Regions from separate parts of the Homo sapiens genome. Here region 2 is linked to region 1. The links are chromatin contacts, found by Hi-C or POLR2A ChIA-PET in ENCODE. All regions are on one chromosome and are shown on one strand. The core of a region is the stretch at or near the end of the contact, and the rest is flanking DNA. Distances in the headings are between cores, read along the strand shown.

Region 1 (2,607 bases), core at 61-2,560:
CCACCTCCCTGGTTCACGCCATTCTCCTGCCTCAGCTTCCCAAGTAGCTGGGACTATAGGCACCTGCCACCACACCCAGCTAATTTTTTGTATTTTTAGTAGAAACGGGGTTTCACCGTGTTAGCCAGGATGGTCTCGATGTCCTGACCTCGTGATCCTCCCGCCTGGGCCTCCCAAAGTATTGGGATTACAGGTGTGAGCCACTGCGCCTGACCAGGACTTAGGCACTTTCTAAAATGTCCTACATCTCAAAATACAGTCAACTCATTACCACAGAGTCAAATCTTGCTTCCAAATATAAAAATGTTTCCTAACTGAAATTGTGAAAGTCTTTTTATTTTATTTATTTATTTATTTTTTTGAGATGGAGTCTCACTCTGCCACTCAGGCTGGAGTGCCAAGCCGCAATCTTGGCTCACTGCACCTCTGCCTCCAGGGTTCAAGAGATGCTCCTGCCTTTGCCTCCCAAGTAGCTGGGATTACAGGCATGTGCCACCATGTCCGGCTAAATTTTGTATTTGTAGTAGAGACGGGGTTTCACCATGTTGGCCAGGCTGGTCTTGAACTCCTGACCTCAGGTGATCTGCCCACCTCGGCCTCCCAAAGTACCAGGATTACAGGAGTGAGCCACCGCGCCCGGCCTGAGTCTTTTTAGATTGCACAGGGCATATAAAGAGGAGGTTTTAGATGGCCAGCTCTGCTGTAGTTTTGCATGGTATTAACAGCTTGCATCAGCCAAGGAGGAGAGGGATCTGGAATGCAGGTGGAGTAGGCTGCAAGGACGACATGACAGGAAAGGAGTGTGGGCAAACTAAACAGCCCTTTCCTGTTGTGTTCAAAGTATATTCCCAGTATACATGTCACTGGTAGATTCCAACAGAAGAACAAGGTCCCCAAAGTCAAATGGAAATGTCCACCTGTCTATGTCAATGTTCAATTTCTGAGTTGAAGACCCACCTGCAAACACAAGGAAACCAAGGGAAACATCCTTGGAAAAATACACACACAAAAGTCTGGATGTTATTTCAGGGGATTCACAGACCTCCTGAAACCCATCCATAGTCTCACCCTAAGTTAAGAACTCTTGCTTTACCAAAAGCATTCATCTGAGTATTTCCTAGGTCTGAAAACCAAATATTTATTGTATACCCCAAAGGACAAAAACACTACCAATCCATAGCTTAACAGATGCACCAAAGTGATAATTATTTTAAGAAGCCTTAAAGCATCTGTTAAAAAACAATAACAAAAGAAAATTAAGTGAGTATTCAACTTAAGAAAGTAGGGGGAACTTCATGTAGTCAAATCACTGAGAACCGCAGAATTTCAAAAAGGAAATGAGAACTAAGAGATTATATTTAGTCTTTAAATCCTGGGTCCCCCACAGAGCTGCTGCATACAATATAAATACTTACTTCCAGCTCAAAGTCTGATAAATTAGTTTTCTTTGGAACCTATAAAAACAAAAGAAAAGGTATTGATTTTGGCTCATTAGAAGTAAATCCAAACTGATCAAGCATTTGTTGAGAAGGATTTCGCTTTAAAAAGAGACTTCATTAGAACTGATAGGTAATTTGCAAACAAAAATACGCAGGTTTTTTGAGGTGGGGGGATTTCCTCATCACTTGTCTTCTAAAATTTTCTTTAATATTATGCTGCTTTTACTGAAGAGGTAGAAGTTCTCGTCTAATCAAAATATTGCTTCCTGCAGCTGCATAAAGAGAGCTTAAAGTAGACAGATGCATTGAAATACTTTTGTGAAACTCCTCACAAAGTAAAAGGAAAAAAAGACAATCACGTTACTGACTCTTTGAAATGCTAATGTTCTCTGAATACAGAGAGAAATTAAAAGGGTGGAAGTAGCCTGAAAGTGAATTCTTTCTTCTGAAGCCTTCACGTATTAAGCGCGCCTCAAGGCCAAATTAATTATGCCACTCTTGGGCATAACTGAAAGTCAAGGTTGCACAACAGTTTTCTCCGCTCCAAGTACAGGACAAAGCATTCATTCAGTGTCTCAGTATACACAGTCATCCCCACTGTGTAACGCTAAAGTTAGTGTTTAATTCTTGAGAACATAGCAATAATAAAAAGACCCTTTATAAAGCTGTTTTTAAAAGACTAGATGCATCAAATGCCACAAACCATCTACCTTTCCAAAAAAAGGACATGCAGAAATGTTCAGGACAACTAACCCGGTACATGGCTCTAAATCCAAGTTCTTGTTTTCTTCACTTTGTAATAAATCCTCTATTTTCTCTCTGAGGAATAAGAATAGACCATAACCATCAGTACCTTTAAGGAATGAAGTCATCAACCAAGAAAATAATCACAACCAAAAACAGTCTAACTATAAGAACATGTGACAATGTAATTCTACCAAATTACCCTAGAAATTTTAGTTCAAAGACTTTTTTAAAAATGCTTTATTTTGACCTAGGCATAGAATCCCAGCACTTTGGGAGGTCGACGTTGGGTGGATCACTTGAGCCCAGGAGTTCGCGACCAGCCTGGGCAATATACTGAGAGCCCCTCACTACAAAAAATAAATCTTAAAAATTAGCTGGGAGTGGTGCAGTGTAACTGTGGTCCCAGCTACTCCAGAAGCGG
Region 2 (2,607 bases), core at 45-2,544, 50 kb after region 1:
AAAACACAAAAATTAGCCAGGTGTGGTGGTGCATGCCTATAATCCCAGCTACTCAGGAGGCTACGGCAGGAGAATTGCTTGAACTAAGGAGGTGGAGGTTGCAGTGAGCTGAGATGGTGCCACTGCACTCCAGCCTGGGTGACAGAGTGAGACACTGTCTCAAATGAAGAAAGAAATAAAAAATGCTTCTGTAATATGTGCGTGTATTACTTTAATAACTAGTTTCAAATATTGTAAAGAATGTGCGTGGAGCTCCTGAAATAGAATGTTTGTTATTTTTTGTGTTATTTGGTTTTTGTTTTTGTTTTGTTTTGTTTTGTTTTTTGAGAGGGTGTCTCGCTCTGTCGCCCAGGCTGGAGTGCAGTGGCGCGATCTCAGCTCACTGCAAGCTCTGCCTACTGGGTTCACGCCATTCTCCTGCCTCAGCCTCCCAAGTAGCTGGGACTACAGGCGCCCACCACCGTGCCCGGCTAATTTTTTTATTTTTTGGTAGAGACGAGCTTTCACCATGTTAACCAGGGTAGTCTGGATCTCCTGACCTTGTGATCCGCCTGCCTCGGCCTCCCAAAGTGCTGGGATTACAGGTGTGAGCCACCGCGCCTGACCTGTTTTTGTTTTTTTGAGACAGAGTCTCACTGTTTCCCAGACTGGAGTGCAGTGGTGCGACCTTAGCTCACTACAACCTCTGCCTTCCAGGTTCAAGCAATTCTCATATCTCACCCTCCAGAGTAGCTAGGAATACATGCAGGTGCCACCATGCCCAGCTAATTTTGTATTTTTAGTAGAGGCGGAGTTTTGCCATATTGGCCAGGCTAGTCTTGAACTCCTGACCTCAGGTGATCTGCCCGCCTCAGCCTCCCCAAAGTGCTGGGATTACAGGCGTGAGCCACTGCGCCCAGCCAAGCTGCCATATTTTTCATAGGTAAATATTTCAGCATTAATCTCTTAAAAAAAAATTTTTTTTTGAAATGGAGTCTCACCATGTTGCCCAGGCTGGTCTCAAATTCCTGGTCAAGTAATCCTCCCACCTCAACCTCCCAAGTAGCTGGGGCTACAGGCACAGGCTACTGAAGCAGCTACATTGCCTGGGGAACTGGGGTTTGTCATCTTGCACCAGGAAAATTTAGGACACAGACACACAAGAGTTGAGCAGAGGTTTAATAGGCAAAAGTAAGAGAAAGGAAAACAGCTCTGTCTCTAGCAAGAGAGAGGGGACTTCCAAGAGGAAAAGACTGGCAGGCAGCAGATGTGCTGGATTTTTTAGTCAGTTTTGAGGAGGCGGTGTCTGATTTACATAGGGCTCACAGATTGGTTCGATCAGGTATGATGTTTCCACAGTGCACAGGAAGGGTGGTCACCCCACCCTAATCTTATTATGCAAAGGAACTTTCTGTCCCCTTGGCTGGTGCTATCTTGTCTGCTCCTTACTGTACTGTACATGTGGCTGACAAAGAGAAGGGAAGATGGAGCTTCTGTCTTGAACATGATTGACATAACTGCCAGCATCTGTGTCTGCAGTTCCATTTTACAGGCTGCTGTTTGTTAGAAAGGAAAATGATTTGAGGCTGCTTTTCATTAAAAGGAAAACCTCCATCCTGGCTAACACAGTGAAACCCCATCTCTACTAAAATACAAAAAAAAATTAGCTGGGCGTGGTGGTGGGCGCCTGTAGTCCCAGCTACTGGGGAGGCTGAGGCAGGAGAGTGGCGTGAACCCGGGAGACGGAGCTTGCAGTGAGCCAAGATTGTGCCACTGCACTCCAGCCTGGGTGGCAGACCGAGACTCCATCTGAAAAAAAAAAAAGGAAAACCTTAATGAGGGCTCCCTTACCCTCACTATCTGCCTAAGTAACTTCTTCTTCACTCCTGTATCACTACCATGTCCTGCTTGAAAAGTAAGGACTTTTCAAAAGACAAAATTACAATATCACCATTGTACACCCCTCCACCAATTAATAGTAATTATGATTTTTTTTTTTTTTCTGAGATGGAGTTTTGCTCTTGTCATCCAGGCTGGAGTGCAATGGCGCGATCTCAGCTCACTGCAAACTCCACCTCCCAGGTTCGAGCGATTCCCCTGCCTCAGCCTCCTGAGTAGCTGGGACTACAGGTGTGCGCCTCCATGCCAAGCTAATTTTTTGTATTTTTAGTAGGGACGGGGTTTCACCGTGTTGGCCAGGCTGATCTCAAACTGCTGACCTCAGGTGATCCACCCGCCTCAGCCTCCCAAAGTGCTGGGATTATAGGCGTGAGCCACCATGCCCAGCCTGTAGTATGCAATTTGGTTTTTTTTGTTTTTTTTTGTTTTTTGTTTTTTTTTGAAACAGAGTCTCGCTCTGCCTCCAGGATGGAGTGCAGTGGCATGATCTTGGCTCACTGCAACCTCCACCTCCCAGGTTCAAGCGATTCTCCTGCCTCAGCCTCCCAAGTAGCTGGGACTACAGGTGCCCACCACCACACCGGCTAATTTTTTTTGTATTTTTAGTCGAGACAGGGTTTCACCATGTTGGTCAGGCTGGTCTCGAACTCCTGACCTCAGGCAATCTGCCTGCATCAGCCTCCCAAAGTGCTGGGATTACAGGCGTGAGCCACCATGTCCGGCCTCTAT

The links. Hi-C counts contacts between places; a loop is a spot of excess contacts on that map. ChIA-PET counts read pairs that join two places held with the same protein, here RNA polymerase II (POLR2A). Pooled maps may share reads with other maps.
Region 2: a loop to region 1 is called in a pooled map, with 3 times the contacts of the local background. The contact joins two enhancer-like sites. A Hi-C loop is called at or near these places in 1 of 168 maps with a recorded cell type or tissue (lower leg skin), 1 of 37 single-sample maps with no recorded cell type and 2 of 50 pooled maps. POLR2A ChIA-PET finds 5 or more read pairs at or near these places in 8 of 52 experiments (GM12878, H1, OCI-LY7 and 5 more).

Annotation. Positions count from the first base shown.
Region 1 is chr16:14,606,866-14,609,472 of GRCh38, forward strand. It overlaps PARN (poly(A)-specific ribonuclease), which reads right to left. Exons shown (of 24, transcript NM_002582.4): 8 at 2,193-2,258; 9 at 1,416-1,454. Among named protein-coding and RNA genes, the nearest start is that of PARN, 22 kb to the right of the region's middle. Within about 2 kb of position 1,311, at least 3 of the 41 ENCODE cell types and tissues checked have a DNase peak (open chromatin) inside an H3K27ac peak, as active enhancers do; they include OCI-LY7, where a contact is called at or near this core.
Region 2 is chr16:14,656,942-14,659,548 of GRCh38, forward strand. All of the region lies in intron 5 of BFAR (bifunctional apoptosis regulator), which reads left to right. Among named protein-coding and RNA genes, the nearest start is that of BFAR, 25 kb to the left of the region's middle. Within about 2 kb of position 1,295, at least 4 of the 41 ENCODE cell types and tissues checked have a DNase peak (open chromatin) inside an H3K27ac peak, as active enhancers do; they include OCI-LY7, where a contact is called at or near this core.